Linked DNA regions of Homo sapiens: all the other regions are linked to region 5. Evidence: chromatin contacts called from ENCODE Hi-C or POLR2A ChIA-PET data. All regions are on one chromosome and are shown on one strand. The core of a region is the stretch at or near the end of the contact, and the rest is flanking DNA. Distances in the headings are between cores, read along the strand shown.

The links. Hi-C counts contacts between places; a loop is a spot of excess contacts on that map. ChIA-PET counts read pairs that join two places held with the same protein, here RNA polymerase II (POLR2A). Pooled maps may share reads with other maps.
Region 1: a map of B cell shows a loop between it and region 5 (2.7-fold over the local background). The contact joins two enhancer-like sites. A Hi-C loop is called at or near these places in 4 of 168 maps with a recorded cell type or tissue (B cell, PC-3 and naive thymus-derived CD4-positive, alpha-beta T cell), 7 of 37 single-sample maps with no recorded cell type and 13 of 50 pooled maps. POLR2A ChIA-PET finds 5 or more read pairs at or near these places in 3 of 52 experiments (PC-3, activated CD4-positive, alpha-beta memory T cell and activated naive CD4-positive, alpha-beta T cell).
Region 2: a pooled map shows a loop between it and region 5 (5-fold over the local background). The contact joins two enhancer-like sites. A Hi-C loop is called at or near these places in 1 of 37 single-sample maps with no recorded cell type and 8 of 50 pooled maps. POLR2A ChIA-PET finds 5 or more read pairs at or near these places in 2 of 52 experiments (AG04449 and naive thymus-derived CD8-positive, alpha-beta T cell).
Region 3: a pooled map shows a loop between it and region 5 (5-fold over the local background). The contact joins the promoter of LINC01426 here to the enhancer-like site in region 5. A Hi-C loop is called at or near these places in 1 of 168 maps with a recorded cell type or tissue (PC-9), 2 of 37 single-sample maps with no recorded cell type and 8 of 50 pooled maps. POLR2A ChIA-PET finds 5 or more read pairs at or near these places in 1 of 52 experiments (activated CD4-positive, alpha-beta T cell).
Region 4: a loop to region 5 is called in a pooled map, with 4 times the contacts of the local background. The contact joins two enhancer-like sites. A Hi-C loop is called at or near these places in 2 of 37 single-sample maps with no recorded cell type and 7 of 50 pooled maps.
Region 6: a pooled map shows a loop between it and region 5 (4-fold over the local background). The contact joins the promoter of SETD4 here to the enhancer-like site in region 5. A Hi-C loop is called at or near these places in 5 of 50 pooled maps. POLR2A ChIA-PET finds 5 or more read pairs at or near these places in 2 of 52 experiments (WTC11 and activated T-cell).

What each region holds. Positions count from the first base shown.
Region 1 is chr21:34,880,686-34,883,385 of GRCh38, reverse strand. It overlaps RUNX1 (RUNX family transcription factor 1), which reads left to right. Exons shown (of 9, transcript NM_001754.5): 5 at 2,673-2,700. The region is part of intron 1 of RUNX1-AS1 (RUNX1 antisense RNA 1); the gene reads right to left. Among named protein-coding and RNA genes, the nearest start is that of RUNX1-AS1, 46 kb to the right of the region's middle. RefSeq lists a silencer at 414-463. Within about 2 kb of position 1,450, at least 8 of the 41 ENCODE cell types and tissues checked have a DNase peak (open chromatin) inside an H3K27ac peak, as active enhancers do; they include B cell, where a contact is called at or near this core.
Region 2 is chr21:34,973,073-34,975,772 of GRCh38, reverse strand. The region is part of intron 2 of RUNX1 (RUNX family transcription factor 1); the gene reads left to right. Among named protein-coding and RNA genes, the nearest start is that of RUNX1-IT1, 65 kb to the left of the region's middle. RefSeq lists enhancers at 1,194-1,283, 1,414-1,463 and a silencer at 1,307-1,601. Within about 2 kb of position 1,397, at least 2 of the 41 ENCODE cell types and tissues checked have a DNase peak (open chromatin) inside an H3K27ac peak, as active enhancers do.
Region 3 is chr21:34,744,402-34,747,101 of GRCh38, reverse strand. LINC01426 (long intergenic non-protein coding RNA 1426) reads right to left here and starts at 1,277. Exons shown (of 3, transcript NR_038885.1): 1 at 1,086-1,277. RefSeq lists enhancers at 1-190, 397-896, 897-1,398.
Region 4 is chr21:34,806,691-34,809,390 of GRCh38, reverse strand. All of the region lies in intron 7 of RUNX1 (RUNX family transcription factor 1), which reads left to right. Among named protein-coding and RNA genes, the nearest start is that of RUNX1-AS1, 28 kb to the left of the region's middle. RefSeq lists a cis regulatory region at 702 and enhancers at 654-722, 536-1,035, 550-1,060, 1,339-1,408, 922-2,121. Within about 2 kb of position 1,275, at least 23 of the 41 ENCODE cell types and tissues checked have a DNase peak (open chromatin) inside an H3K27ac peak, as active enhancers do.
Region 5 is chr21:35,527,279-35,529,978 of GRCh38, reverse strand. All of the region lies in intron 1 of LOC100506403 (a long non-coding RNA gene), which reads left to right. Among named protein-coding and RNA genes, the nearest start is that of MIR802, 190 kb to the left of the region's middle. RefSeq lists enhancers at 1,218-1,397, 1,418-1,467, 1,528-1,647. Within about 2 kb of position 1,263, at least 14 of the 41 ENCODE cell types and tissues checked have a DNase peak (open chromatin) inside an H3K27ac peak, as active enhancers do; they include B cell, where a contact is called at or near this core.
Region 6 is chr21:36,059,104-36,061,803 of GRCh38, reverse strand. SETD4 (SET domain containing 4) reads left to right here and starts at 1,278. Exons shown (of 12, transcript NM_017438.5): 1 at 1,278-1,457. SETD4-AS1 (SETD4 antisense RNA 1) reads right to left here and starts at 1,200. Exons shown (of 3, transcript NR_186380.1): 1 at 1,183-1,200. RefSeq lists enhancers at 1,276-1,325, 1,356-1,505.

The DNA.
Region 1 (2,700 bases), core at 201-2,700, 650 kb after region 5:
TAATGAATTGCCCTGGATTTACTAGTTCCCCTTTACCCACCCGCCTCCACCAAAAAAAAACCCTCAGAGATCAATACAAGGCCAAGTGAATGATATGTAGGTGCCCAAATATGGTTGATTCTGCTGCATTTAAAAAAAAAGAGGAGTGGGAGTTAAACTTCTAATTTTTTTCTTCTTAAGTTCCAACATCAACAGCCTTTTCTTATTTAGCCTCCATGATAATTTTATTCTATGTTTGTTTCGACTTGGCGAAGGTCTCCTGAATTTGCCAAATTACCAATGAGGATAGTATTGGAAAGATGAGAGAGGCACAGGCTTGGAGCACTGTGAGGGGAACAGCAGTAGGAGGCAGATAATTCAGAATACATTCCTGTAGTTATAAAAGAAGATTTATTTATTTTCACCTTTTTACAGATCCAGACCCAACAATGAGTTATTCAGTTTGAAACCCACGTAGTGGAGGCAGTCTCTGTATACCTGCTGAATGTTGAGTTACAATAGAGAAGCCTGGGTTACCACAGGGAGAGGAGGATGAGGAAGTAAAAATATGTGTTCAAAGAGGGCATTTCAACACTGTGAGCTAACTTTACAACGGGAAGTGAAAATCATGAAAAAAAGGGGAAAATTTGTTGTGAGAGACTAAAAAGAGCAAAATAAAGCAAGCCCATTTTTCGGGAATAGAAAAAAAAAAAAAACAGTAGCAATAACCAAATAACTGATCAGGGAGATTTATTTCCGTGATATCTTTTTAAAACAAAAAGGGAATTGTCGTATCACTGCTCTTAATTAAATGGCAACAAACACACTTATAATGGGAACTAAATAGCTAATTAGAGGGTGCTTGGGGAATAAATAGCAGAGTTTTAAAATCTCCTATATGGAAAACATGTCCAACAATTGGAATGAAAGGATTAAAAAGAGAGAAAAGGCCCAGACCTTGTTTGGCAGTGCAAGTTGGATAAAATAGAGGAAAATGCCTCCCTGCTTCTATGAGACTAGATTATCCTGGTGTAGTCTTGGGGTTGGAAGTATGTTCATCTCTCATAGTGAGTTAGTTCGTGTTCTGTGCCACAAGGACTGAAGCAGTTCTAATGAATAAAAACAATAGATAGTCATCTGGAGGCCACAGGGAAAGGGTGATGGCTAAGCAGATCATGAAAATGGGAATCTTGAGAAACATGACTTCGATATCATACAAGTGAGTCTATGGCAGCCTTTTTTACATATAGAAAAAGAGGCCTGAAAATATATACTACAAAAAATTATGTAGCAGTTATTAAGGTAAAAATTGGGAAGTAGGAGGCAGAGGAAGGAGTGATAACACTAGATTAAGGAATGCTTTACTGTTACCAATTCAAAAACAGCAACCAAAAATGATGATGTAATTGGAATGAGTAATATAAATGTCACTACTGACTTTACCGTAAAGAATGTCAGAAATGATCAGAATAAATACAGCTTGGGGCATTTCGATTTGAAGTTGTATGACTGCTTTGAAAAATAGAAACAAAGGAAATACAGCCAATAGTAAATGTCTAGACCAAGAAAATAGTTTCTAGAAGGCCTAAATGATAGCCAAGAAATTGATGCTATTGTACAAAGTATCTTTAGGTCATGCTTTTCAGAGTATTTTACTTTGGAATTCATTTTCTTAATTACCTGAGTATAAAAACATTTATCTACCAGTTTTCTCCAATAGCCCTGATAAGACTTCATACTTACTCAGTTACATTAAATAAATTCCTGGTCAAGATCAGCTGGGCTAGCAGAAAACCTCAGGCATCTGTGAGGACATGAGTTTACACACGCTGAGACTCACAGATACAAAAATGCAACCCAATTCCACCCCTGAATTGAGGGGAGTGCATAGAAGTGAATGTCCCGTCTTTCTGAGGTCTGTTGATTTTGTAATTAGTAAACGAAGGGTGCATTTCTGATTTTTTTTTCTTGTGTGCTAGAATTCATTGCTAGTAAAACTCAAGATAATAGCGATGAGTAGGAGGTATCAAAGATGAACTGTAGAGGGACAGTTTAAGTTACTTAAGAATCGTCAGCAAGATGAAATCTACTTTTAGCAGAAATTGGGTTTTTTTGTGTTTTTTTGTTTTGTTTTATTTTCTAAAAGTAAAGTCTGCACCTTGTTCAGCCTGTTAGTGGAGGTCTGAGCAAGTAAAAGATGGGTTGGATTATAAACTTACAAACACAGGATGTTCTGTTTCTCAAACGGGAGAAATTAAGAAGAGATGCTTGTATTCAGGAGACGGCATAGCTACTCAAAATCCTTGATATCTTGCTATGGTTAGTCTTGTTCCAACTGTGCTATGTGACCTACTATGGCTTTATGAGGTAAATTTAGTATATGTGTCACTATTTGAAAATTTACATATAGTTATACATAATGTATTAGGTTGGTGCAAATGTAACTGCAGTTTTTGGAGTTAAAAATTGCAAACACTGCAATTACTTTTGCACCAACCTAAAATATAATAAAAAAGTGTCTTCTCTTTATAACTTTTCTGTTGTTTTGCTTAAGTTATCATTGCTATTCCTCTGCAACCTAAAAAGAAATCATTGAATATACATTTAATTTTAGAATAATCACTACACAAATGCCCTAAAAGTGTATGTATAACATCCCTGATGTCTGCATTTGTCCTTTGACTGGTGTTTAGGTGGTGGCCCTAGGGGATGTTCCAGATG
Region 2 (2,700 bases), core at 148-2,647, 550 kb after region 5:
TGTCACAAATGTCACTGTTTTTACAAAGATTTTTGCAATTGCTACCCTCTCCACCCCTCCTTCCCTAGCTAGAAGCCTTCTCTCCCCTCTTCTAAACCCACACAGCTCACCATTTGGACAACTTTTAGGAAGTTTAGCACTTTCCACCACACACTATTGTTTTAAGTACAGTCACCCCCCAGTATCCATGGGGGTATTGGTTTCAGGACCCCTCTGGAATAACAACATCTTCAGATGCTCAAGTCTCTTTTCTAAAATGGTGTAGTATTTGCATATAACATGTGCACATCCTCCTGTATACTTTAAATCAACCCTAGATTACTTATAATACCTAACATAATGTAAATGCTATGCAAATAGTTGTTATACTGTATTGTTTAGGGAAGAATGACAGGAAAAAAGTCTGCGCATGTTCAATACAGACAACCATCCATATATACAGATCTATACGTAGAGAGATCCACAGTTGGTTAAATCCATAGAAGCAGAGCAGAGCTTCTTTATGAAGCCAAATATGTATCTTCATAATATCCCGGAGGGCAGAACTTCGGTCTGATTTGTAGGTATTGAGGTCTAATGAAAATAGCTAGGGAAAAGATCCAGGGGGAAGTCTTTTCCTCCACCACTTACTAGCTGGCTCTGCCTAGTATTACACTTGCTTGCCTTCTCTTTTAGCATATGGGCAATTTATCCAATCACTCTGAGCCTAGTTTCCACATCTAGCTGGCTCTGCCTAGTATTACACTTGCTTGCCTTCTCTTTTAGCATATGGGCAATTTATCCAATCACTCTGAGCCTAGTTTCCACATCTATAAAATACGGTGAGAACTTAATAAGTTAAAATTTCTAGCACATAGTAGATATTTAAAACATATTAAATAAATTCATGCCATTATAACGTCACAGTCTGTTACTTAAAATGTTTTCCTCAAAAGTCTCAATGGCTGACTCACAAAAACAGATTTGTTAATGGATCTGTTAAAATAAACAAGAGCAAAATAGCCTTTGCTATTTTTGTATAGTGTTAATCATTCTGTTCCTTAAAGAAAAGTCCCAGGGAACTACTTAGTGTGGGGAAGGCCGTTTCTAGAAGGAGTGCCGGCAGAGAGCAGGAGCAGGAGTTGGCATCACAAAGCTGGTGCTGTCTTCATCTACACCACATTTCATGTCAACTTCATTTTATTCATTTTGTGCCCCTCATCTGAACCCTCAGTTTCAGGTTTGGGAAACAGAACCAAATGGAACATGAAATGTAAAACAAGGTCCAGCCAAACACAGTGAGCTCTCTCCGGCTTCAAGTCAAAACTTGGCTGAACCACAAAGCTTCACCTGGTTTTGAGTAAAAACCACACTGAACCACCTTTTTTTTTTTTTCACGGTTTCGGTTTGCAAATGGGGTTTCATGCAAAGCTTGCCCTCGTTTCCGTAGAGTTCCCTGGCAGAGGACAGGCAAGTCTTCAGCTAATATGGACTCTGCCCCATGAGCACCCCTGGCCAGCCTGTGTGGAGGTGACTGGTGGTTACTTATTGTTCGGATCTCAGAAGGCCTGGGTGTTGAGTAGTCTTGCTCGTGTGATGATTAAGATGACAGAAAACTATCAGGCATATCAAGAAGAAGTACAATCAGTTAGTTTCTCTCTTTGCACTTGGCTTTTACGAAAACAGAGAAGAAAATTTTTGAAAAGCCATGAATTTATGAAGGGGTGGGAGGAGCATAGCCTAAAGCTCCATCTACGTGTGGAGGCAAAGAGATCTGAAACAATTCTTTGGATAATCCAGGCCAAAATTCCGATTCATCAGAAATATTGAGATAATAAAGGCAAAGTGGGCTAGAAGAGTGCACTTGTGGAAGTATGAAAACAAGCTCAATTTTCCCCTCAATGTGTAAATGTAGATAAAGCCATCATATCAGCGATGCATTTCTCCCTGGAGACTTGTAGTGGATTTGGTGTCATTCATGTGCTATGCTGGCAATAGTAGAAAGGATTAAAATGTTCCTTAGAAGCTAACAGTGTCAGATGAGCCATTTGCCCTGGGTGGTGATGACATTTGGGAATAAGGTTTAATATAAAGTGTCTCCAAACTGAGTTTTCTATGACATGGAGGGAGGTTTGTGTTGTTCTCTTGGTAAATTAAACTAGTACTTGGGATTTACAAGCAGATTTATAGGAGGATTGTAATGATGAATGCATGAAGAATGGATTGGATCAGTGATAAAACATTTATTATATCAATACATGCAAAGTTTGGAAAACTGTAAGAGAAAATAAATGGCCTCTTAAAAATCACTTATATATGTATAGTATCATAAAATTCACATACAAAAATTTCCCACACATGATGACACTGGATTAGTCCTGGAAAGATTATGTGACTTGTCCAATCCAGGTCAGGAAGCCAGTACGTTGCAGGGATTTGAGCTTCCCTCGTTCTTCTCCATTCACAGACAAAAATTTGTCCTTGGCATGATAACTATGTAGCAAGGGAGACAATCAAATACACCAACCACTACAATATAACATCACAGGCACCAAAGTGGGACTATCTTTTAGAGATGTGAGGGGCCTGAATAAAAGATTCCTACATCTGCCTCCTCCCTTTGTCCATATAAGCATGCAGGACTGAAAACTATGAGATAGTCTCTAAGAGACAGATGGAGGGAGAAAGAGCCTTACTGCCTATCTCTAGTGAGCTGGGGAA
Region 3 (2,700 bases), core at 28-2,527, 780 kb after region 5:
TCACAGGGGAGGTCACAATTTTAGGATCTCAGCTTTTAGAATGCTGTCTTTTTAACCCCTTCAGCATTTCCATCTTATTGGAAAAGGGCAGGCAGGAGGGCAGATGGGAGGGAGGGAGGCAGTTGGGCTTTCTTCCTGTCCAGGGGCCAGCTCTGCCTTCCTGGTCCTCACTCCCAGCCCCACTCCTTCCTTCCCCTGTTCTGTGCCTCTCCTATCTACTCCTTCCACATCCCTAGCCACCTCACAGGCTCTTCATGGGGCTCAAGTGAGATAATGCAGGGTGTGAAATTCTTTGTCAATGAACGCATCAACTCTACGTTCCATTTGCTGTCATTATCTCCTGTATCTTTGTTCCACTTGTGCAGGTGATTTGTCCCCCCGCCAGTCCCCGTCCCCTCACCCCCAGTTTCATGGATAAGGACCAGCTGTAGACTCTGCCAGGCCCTGGGCAGTGTTGGTATCGTGCTTGGAGGTGCTGCTCAGTTATGCAACCCACCCTCCTCCCCCAGCCAGAGCCACAAAGCCACTAGGGCACTGTACCAGTTTGTTTATTTATTTATTTTTGAGATGGAGTCTCCCTCTGTCACCCAGGCTGGAGTACAGTGGCACGACCTTGGCTCACCACAACATCCGCCTCCCAGGTTCAAGCGATTCTCCTGCCTCAGCCTCCCGAGTAGCTGGGATTACAGGCGCATGATGTCACGCCTGGCTAATTTTTGTATTTTCAGTAGAGTCGGGGTTTTACCATGTTGGTCAGGCTGGTCTCAAACTCCTGACCTCAGGTGATCCACCTGCCTTGGCCTCCCAAAGTGCTGGGATTACAGGTGTGAGCCTCTGCTCCCAGCCCCACCGTGTTTAGCTTGGTTAGGCACAGAGCCTTGCATGAACCAGCACCTCGGGGACCCCATGACGAGGTCAGAGCGGGTGAGAGGCACGCACCAGTGTGACTGAGCCACTCGCTGGGACTCTGGGGGCAGCGTGGTGGGGCTTGAGATCAAGGAAGTGCCTGCAAGTGGATTCAACGATGAGACACTTCCCCGGCCCACAGGGTGGAGGGGTTGGCTGGAGGGGTTGCCTGTACTTACCAGAGACGGTCCCCGAGCGAGCTTGATAAGCTGAAAGAGACGCTCAGGAGAGCCCTGACAGAGCTCCCCAGGCTGGAAAGGACAGAACTCCCCACCGGAACTTTCATTTTCAAAGTTCAGCACCTCAGTTAAGTAATTAATAGGTCTGGTCACGTTCACAGCTCTCCAAAAGAGACTGATGGAGCTCTGCTTTTCCTCCGGAAGTGCTTTCATGGCAAGCCCAGAGAAGCCCCCTAGGAGGCAGCCTGTCATCCAATAATCACTTCCTCTCTCAGGCCCAAATTCCAAATCAGCTCAGCAATGGGCAGGGCGGCCCTGAGCCACGTCCAGAGGTTGGGATTTGCTGACTCCTGGAGGATATTCTGAGTATAGCAAGTAAGTGAACTCGCACAAACAATGCGTTCAGCAATGGGAAGAAAACAGCTGTTTTTGTCCGAGAAGTGTCTGGCATACCCAAGACTTCTTAAAGAGAGGAAAATATTAACCTAGAGCATAACAACCCCTTTCTCTTTTCAGTCAAAACCTAGACAGACTGTGTTGATATTAAGTTAACAAGTTCCATGGGCTAATACCTTCCGAATGAAATGAGAGGGTTCTTAAATTAATAGATGAAAACTCCCCTTCATACATCAGAGAACTAAGGAAAGGTAATTGCCCCCAATATTTATTTTCGATTTGGAAAATCCAAAGCAAGAAGGCTTTGAAGAAGTCAAGATCTGATTATAATTCTAGGCTCGGTGCCAATGGGATAAATTATCTGGCAACTTTTTTTGCACAGTTATTGATTCTATTTGTCTCTGACGCCAAGCGCCCAGCATGGCACAAAGCCTCACAAAGTGCTCCGAAAAGGGTGTCATCCCCACACCGTTGATAAGGCTCAGAGTCTCTCCACGGCCATAATGCAACCCCCTCCTCCCCAGGGGGCTGTTGGCACCTCAACCCACTAAGGGATCAGGAAGTAGAGTTTGCCAGTGAGGAGCCTGGAGACTTCAAGCCTGTTTGGCCTTGGTGTTCTTGTGATTTAGTGCCCTGGACTGGCAGGTCTAGGGACTTTTTGCTCTAGACAAACTTTTTAAATAGGCCAGGTGCAGTGGCTCAAACCTGTAATCCCAGTGCTCTGGGAGGCTGAGGTGGGAGGGTTGCTTGATCCCAGGAGTTTGAGGCTGCAGTCAGCCATAATCACACCACTGCAGCCCAGCCTGGGAGACAGAAGAAGACCTTGTTTCAAAAAAAATTTTTTTAATAAATATAAATTTAAAAAATAAAAAATCCCAACACATGCACACACATACATGCACACACATACATGCACACACACACATGCACACACATACATATATATGCATGTGCAAAAGGTATGCCCAAGCTATACTCTCTTTATTTGAGTTTTAATTTACAGAAGTTTTCAACCTGGCCAGGCCTGGAATCATGGAGAATGGGCTGGGAATGGGTCTGCAGAGGTTCCCAAGGACATGTTTGAAAAGCATCCTCCACCTGGGAGAGCTGGGTCAGAATTAGCACACTCTAGGAGAGTTGGGGAACAGCTAAGAGCGGGGCACACCAGCTCGACTAACTGAGCCTGAGCCAGTGGGAAAGTCCTCATAGCAGTGGTCAC
Region 4 (2,700 bases), core at 26-2,525, 720 kb after region 5:
AGGGTCCAGTCTCAGGATGGAGGCTGCTTGAGATATCCCAGCCCTCAACACAATATTTCTGGCTCATGTTTTTCAAGGAACTAAGCGGGGCAAAGGTGCCAGAGGAGTAGAAGGGAGCAGAAAGTTGTCTTTACCCTCCTGGAGAAGAAGGACATGGAGGAGTGGAAGGAAATAAATAGGGTGGCCATAGAAGAATCTAAACATCCATGATGTGCTGGTGTTGCAGGAATGTACCCAACCTGTCTGTAGAGCTCCTTCAGGCCTGGAAAGTTGTATACGGGGGGCAGAGGTGCAGAAAGTGCACAGTGCAGAAGATCCTTATGGAAAAGATGTCTGCAACAAATGTTTATTTAACAAAGTACAGAGAAAGAATCTGTCTGCAAGGGAGGAGGCAGCAGAAACCAGAAGGTGCCTTCTGTTCCCTCTGAACTATGGTCCCTCCAGCTGTGTGCACTGAAGGCCACTCTCCCTCTGCCTCAGGGACACGATGCCAACTGAGAATGAGACATGTTCTAAAAACACCCATCTTTTCTGGAAGCTAGTGACCTATCCTTGAACCCTCCCTCCAAAAGCACTCTGCCTAAATACGTAGCCCTTTCCCAGACGTGTCTCAGACTCATCTGGCTGAGGGTAGCAGCCTCGTGGTGCAGGGTGAACTGTTTCCCCTGGGAACCGTCTGACAGTGCTAATGAGGAATTGCATTTTGCGTTTATAGAGCACCTTTCATCTGTGGATCTCAAAGCTGCCCCACAAACATTAATTAACTCTCACACCTGTGAGGCAAGTGAGCCTGGTTACCCCCATTTTTAGAGGTGAGGAAACAGAGGTTTGAAAAGAAAAGGACTCCAGGGTGAACCAGCAGGGTTGGGGGCGGCCTGATGTGAGGAACCAGCATTCTTGATTCACAGGGCCCTGACCACAAAGCCACAAAGCTTCCCCGGCGAGGTGATGAATACGGGTCCCGGAAGCAGGGAGTGGTGGAGAGGCGGACACAGGGCTCCCTTCTTCCTTCCCGCAGGCAGCCTGCCACCTCCCAGGCTGGCAGGTCGGCAGTGAGGATGGGATCCCTCAAAACCTGAGGCCTTTAAAACAGCATACCCAGGCAGGGTTCTGCCCCGGCTTGGTCTGTCTGCTTCTCTTCAAAGTAATTGCTGGAACAACGAATGCATCTGAGCTACACATGACTAACCAAGATGTCTGCAGCCGGCCAGAGACGAACGGTTGGCAAATCCTGGAGCTGTTTCACAACCTCCCTTTTTTCCAGGATCCAGAGCTGGTGCTGACTGACTCATGTTATCATGGGATTTCAATGATATAGCAACAGTGTGCTGAGCCGGTGTCTGCTACCTGGGGGTACCTGTAGTAGGAATAGGTGACTGCTCTTCTTACTTGTGCTGTGCCGGAGCTTTGCTCCCTGCTGCAGAGGCCAGAGGAAACACTGCTTCTCAAAGACAGTGGAACTTTCAGGGAAATGTCCCTTTCAGAGCAGAGTCACCCACCCCCAGGGACTCTGAAAGGCCCCTGACATCACACACCTCTGACAGATGTGATGCTGGGAAGCATCTGGGGTCACCCCCTTTGTCTGCAAGGGGAGCCTAGGCCTTTCTTCCCAGGGGTCCCAGACAGTGAGATGCAAACCACCACTGGGGCTCGCCCTAACACATCACCCTGGAAACTGACTCACATCTCTGAGTCCTGAGTCACATCCTGTTGTGTGTTCTGAGGTCTCCAAGAGGGCATTACACCAGCTCCCCATGACTGAGGTGAATCTGGAGGGAACCCTGGGAACGTCCCTACCTTCCTCCAGGATGAAGGAGGGAAAAAATTCCTCCAGGGAAATAACCAGGGCTGCCCCTAGGGTTTATATGTTCACCAAGCTGATTTGCCTTTTTCAAAAATAGATGGTAGAACCCTGTGGTCTATGTGACTTTTATTTTTAAATAGCTCTGAGAGATGACTGAAAGACCTGGCGTTTTAAAGATGTCAGCCACACAATCAAGGAAGGGGCTTTCTAACTATAACCTTCTCCAAGCCCAGGATGAAGGGTGCCACCGCTCAAGGGGTGCTGTTGGAAACCCAGCTTCTGAGGGTGGGTGTTTAAAAGACCCTAGAGTGGACAGTCAGAGGAGGGCCGGGAGGGGTCTCTATCCATCTTCTCCCAGCGCCTGTGGGGAGCACGAGGACAAAGAGGGATGTTTTGAACTTTTCAAAGAACAAGATATTTTGTTCTATTGATTTTGTCTATTATTTTCCTGTACTTAATTTCACTGGTTCCTAGTCTAATTTTTATTATTTCTTCTCTTCTGCTTGCTTGAGGTCTGTATTGCTATTTTCTCCAGTCTCCTGAGGTGGAAGCTTCAGTGACTGATTCTGGATCTTTCTTTTCTAATATATGTATTCAATGCTATAAATTTCCCTCTAAGTACTGTTCTATCTGCATCCAAAAATTGTAATAAGTTGTATTTTCATTTAGTTCAAAACATTTTTTAATTTCTCTTGAGACTTTTTATTTGACTCATGTCTAATGTAGAAGTATGTTGTTTAATCTCCAAATATTTGGAGATTTTCCAGTTATCTATTATTGGCTTTTTAATTTAAATCCATGTGGTCTGAGAAAATACTTTGTATGCTTTCTATACTTTTAAGGATCTTAAAGTGTGTTTTGTGGCCCAGAATATGGCTTATCTTGGTGAATCTTCC
Region 5 (2,700 bases), core at 14-2,513:
CTTGCCTGGGACTCGGAGTTCTCAGGACATGCAAATTTCAGTGCTCAAACCAGGAAAGTTCAACATACACCCCGATAGGTTGGTCACCCCATAGTCAAATTTGAAGTTAGAGAGTTATTTAGAATGGGAATTGCAATCCTTTGATTACATCACTTAATCACCACCACTCTATCTTGGCTATTGCTAAATTCTTTATCTGAGTTGTCTTGTAGCAAAGACCTTTTTGAAAGCTGAAAATTCCACATTGTGCTGTTTTCTTAACCAGTGGGGCATTTGAACTCAAAATGACATCAATGTGCTAGAATGCATACATCATGGCTTTGAAAAAAATAGGTCTGAGAACGAGGCAAAGTAAAACTAAGCAAACAGATAAGAATAGCAACCAAACCTGATCTTAGTCCAAAGGCCTAGAAGGGATGACAACAATTCTAAGTTTTTACATTGCCTACCTTGAAACCTATGATTGATAGTAATGGATTAGCGTGATGTATACTGTGTTCATTAAAGTGAAGGAGACCGGATAACTCACACAAGATAAATACTTTATTTATGAATGATTAAAATATTTTACAGCCATCTATCATCGTGAGCTCGAATGTAGTTAAAAATCAATTCGAAGTGAAAGTGAAAGGAGAGAGGCAGGAGAGGAAGACGTCTCCTCTCCCTGCTTCTGCCTTTGGCCTCAGGGTTATAATGGTCCTGCCTGAATGCTTGCATTGCTTGGTTCTTTGCTCAAGCAGCCTGGTTTAGTTGGGGTTCAAGGCCAAGCTGTGCAATAACAAACCCTGACAGGCTTTAATAAAGAGATATACAGCGTCTCGGATGTATTTGAGGGAACGCTGATGCTTGTGGTTTTGTATATGGTTATGGTAAATAACTAGCCCGCTAATTCTTGTGGTCGGCCTTTGCTGGGAGCGCTGGACCACTGGAGACCCATTTAACCCGAATCCCCCGCACCTACAGAGAGCCTTGCATTGCAGTCACAACAAGCAGGGCAGAGGCAGGGGCTGCCGGCCTGCGGCTCATCTCCGGGCTGAGTTCTGCTCACTTTTCCTCCCGCAGGAGCAGGATGGGCTGTGAGGCTGACAAGCCTGACCAAGGCGGCAGAGAACTTTCTACGTGTTGTGTTGTCACTCCGCGTTTCCCCTTTCCCCATGACTGATTCCTGGAGATGCTCTCTGTAAATGAGCCCAAGTGGGAGGAGAGGCTGACTGCTGAGTCCTCAGCAGTGCTGGAGGCCCCCGGGGGGGACAGCAGCTTCACATCCTGACAGGAGGCACTCAACCCGAACCGGAGCTGCAGGCGCCTAGGGTCCCTGACTCAAATTAGGGCGGGTGCGCCAGGCTCCGGACCTAAACCTACATCTTTCTTTTTCAACCCTTTTCAACTGCTTAGCATTTTATCTTTCTAACTGTGCATAGAAGAACTTAAGAGGGAAGTGGCATTTTGGACAGCAGCAGCCACAGAAAGGAAAGTTGCAAAACTGCAATATATCATTTTGGAGCAAATGCCTACCTACAGCTCATGGTCTTGGCTCATTTTTAGGAGAATGAAAGGGTTTGATACTGTTTGACTTCATCTCACCCAGCAACTTGAGACTAGGGTTCATCTAATGCCACCCCCACCCCATGCATATTTAAAGGTCTATGACTCAAAACCGTCTATCCTTTATCAAATGAAATGTGGAGATGATGACATGACTGTACTCCCACTCCCCTCTGAATGTGCAATTCTTAGATTTAAAAAGGCAAGAGAGGCATTGTTTCCCAGACCCTCCTTCCCTCCCCACAGTGTCCACTGAGAGAGATTCCTTTCCCAACATCACAGGAGACTCATGGCATCTTCTGTGCTGACCTCATGAGCTTCTCAGGGCATTTTGTTGCCCATTCTCCTGCCATTGGATCCTGAATTGGAGACGGGAGTACAAGGAAGGTTCTATAGAATCACCAGGCTTTCCTTTCCCCTGGTGTGTCTAACTTTTGACAGATACCCATTCTTCCACACATCCACAGGGAACTACGAGAGAAGTTGTGAGTTACTGATGTGCACTGAGTGTTTGTGGTCCCCTCCCTGAATTTCTCTGTTGAAGTCCTAATCCCTAAAGTGATGGTATTTGGAGATGGGGTTTTGGGGGTGATAGGTCATGCGGGTGGAGCCCTCATGAATGGGATTAGCACTCTTAGGAGAAGACACAGGAGAGAGATGATTGCTCTCTTCCTTATGTAAGGATTCAGAGAGTAGCCAGTCATCTGCAAACCAGCAAGAGGACTCTCACCAGGAACAGAATTGGCTGCCACCTTGATTTTTGACTTACAGCCTCCAAAACTGAGAAAGTCATGCCTGGTGTGTAAGCTGCCCCATCTTTGGTATCCTGAATGGCAGCCTGATGTGACTGCAATAGTGATGAGCTCACCATGCACCTGCTGCTGGAAGTTCTTGTTAGTTTCCTGCTGCTTCTGCCCAAGGATAAGAAAGAAGATGATGTCTCTAAAGACCAGGGCCCCTCCACCCTGTATATTTTACCATTATTGTTTCCCCTGTTCCAGCAATACTACTTCTCTCAGTCCTGTTTGGGTTGCTCTAATGAAAATACCATAGACTGGGCGGCTTTCACACAAAAGAAATTTATTTCTCTCAGTTTTGGAGGATGGGAAGTCCAAGATCAAGGCACTGGCAGATTTAGTGTCTGCTGAGGGCCCA
Region 6 (2,700 bases), core at 29-2,528, 530 kb before region 5:
ATTTACATAGTATTTACATTGTATTAGATGTTATAAGTAATCTAGAGATGATTTAAAGTATATGGGAGGATGTGCATAGGTTATATGCAAATATTACACCATTGTGAAAGTTGCAGAATCAAAATGGAGTCACTTGTGTCAAAACCCTGATAAATGCAGCTGGGGAAGGCCTTGAAGGAAGGGTTCTCATGCACTACGCCTCATAACAAGAATTGTCACAAAAGACCCTAACCTTGCAGAAAGGCCCAATCTTAAACACAGAAAATCCTTCTGCAAGGACATCTGTCCAGCAACTTTGGACTGATGCTACCTTTGTTATTCATTCTTTTAGCCAAAGATAATTGATTTAAAGCAATTCATATAATCTTCATTTTCCTTTTAAAAACATCTCCTTGCCTCAACCTCCCCCAAAACGCACACAGTTTACTATGGCATGCATATTCCCATTGCAATGCTACTCCCAGATAAATCTCATTTTCTTTTAGGGAGCCTCTTTTGTTACTTAGGTTTACACCATTGTATACAAGGGACTTGAGCATTCTAATTCTGGTATCCGCAGGGTCCTGGAACCATTCCCCCACGGACACTAAGGGACAACTGTACTTGTTTTTCATGACAGAAAACATGTTTAGGAGTACTAATTTTTTTTCCCCCATAGAAGATTTCCATAGAAGGGTTTTGGAGAGAGACACCACAGGAACATGCTATCAGCATGATTTCTTCCTGATGTTATCCTTGACCACCCGGTAAGGTACTGTTTGCCAGGTTTCTCCACTGTAGTCCCCAACACCATTCCAGGCTGTACTCTTTGGAATCAAGTTACTAGGCATAGCCCATAATCAAAGTGGGGGTGGGTGGGGCAGAAATCGAGCTCCCGCTATTGGAAGAAGGGGTATTTAGATATATTATTTAGAATTTTCCTGTGAGGCGGGTCCTGGGGCCAGAATGAAACGGTGGAATGGGGGCGGGGATTGGCGAGCAAAGTGACTCGACCCGGCAAACCCAGCCTGGCAGGAAAGCCCGAGGTCTGGGCGAACAGGGCCGCGCGCCCTAGGTGGTTTAACTTCGTAAGGAAAGACTCCGCAGGCCGGCTTTTCAGTGCGCAGCTTGCTCGCCTGCGGGTTACTGGGTTTTCTGACCCCTGACTCGACGTAGGGGTTATGGGGCTGTGGGTGTGCCGACCTCGTCCCCGACTGTACTGGGCGTTGGCGGCGAGTCCGCGAACACTGCGCATGCGCGAGCCGGAAGCTGCCGCCCGCGGCGGAAGGGGCGGACCCGGGAGACTGAGGACTTGGATTGCTTAAGGACACCAGGCAGGCGCGACAGCCTTCAGCCTCTCCCTCTGCAGTTTTGGCCGGTTCCTTTAACTTGCCTTCATCTGGGGCTGTTTGGTATTTCCACGTGCCTTGGGCCCGCCCACTGCAGCCTCCATCTTGGAAGCGGCCGCCGGCGCCTAGGTGAGCTAGTAGGACTTCCGGGTCGGGCCTCCAGTTGCCCGGGTAACGGGAGCAGAGTCGGCGGGGTGCGTTCCTTAGTCTTTCATTCATCAGCGTAAAAAGAACTGAGTTTAGGTCGCAGGTCCCCTCCAGGGCAGGCATTATCGTGTGCGCTGCAGTAACCTCTCATCTTGTGGAGTCCTACACTTAGCGCATGTTGCTCCGGCGCGCTGCGTAAAGCTGAGGAGCCTGAGGCCCGAGGTCCGATGCTCGCCTGGCTGGCCTATGGCTGCGGGAGCGGTGTGTGTCGGACCGTAGGACGGCCTCACGGCTAGAGTTTGAGGACTATGGGGGCGGGGACGGTGCCTGTGTCTGTGGCGGTCACCGGGCTTCACGTGGTCCTCAGCAGGGTGATGGTGGACAGCTCGCGCGAGGGCCCGGGAGTCTTGGGGACACTTCCCGGCGCGGTCTGTGGACTGAGCGCTGGGACCCGCACCGAACCAGCCGCCGTTCGCCTCTGGAGCTGGACATGCCGACTTTCGTTAGGTCAAATAATGAACCTTATACTGCGGAAGTGCGGTATTAATATTGCCTGGAGTTCTTGTCTCTTGCTCATTTCTGCCCTCGTATGTTTTAGAAGTAGATTTATTTTTTATTTTTATTTTTTTAATTTATTTTTTGTGACAGAGTCTCGCTCTGTCGCCCAGGTTGGAGTGCAGTGGCGTGATCTCGTCTAGCTGCAGCTTCCGCCTCCTGAGATCAAGCGATTCTCCTGCCTCAGCCTCCCCAGTAGCTGGTATTACAGGTGCCTGCCACCACGCCCGGCTGATTTTTGTATTTTTAGTAGAGACGGGGTTTCACCATGTTGGCCAGGCTGGTCTTGAACTCCTGACCTCAGCCCGCCTCGGGCTCCCAAAGTGCTGGTTTTACAGGCGTGAGCCACTGTACCCAGCCATTATTTTATTTTTATTTATGTATTTATTTTTTTATTTTTTTGAGACGGAGCCTCGCTCTGTCGCCCAGGCTGGAGTGCAGTAGCGCGATCTCGGCTCACTGCAACCTCCGCCTCCCAGGTTCAAGCGATTCTCCTGCCTCAGCCTCCCAAGTAGCTGGGATTACAGGCGTGTGCCACCACGCCTAGCTATTTTTTGTATTTTTAGTAGATTAAGCTGTAGTCACTAGGTCTGCAAGATAAAACTGTTTTAGAGGGACTGATATAATGGGAATTCTGTTACTGTAGGGATCATGATTTAGCTCACAGTAT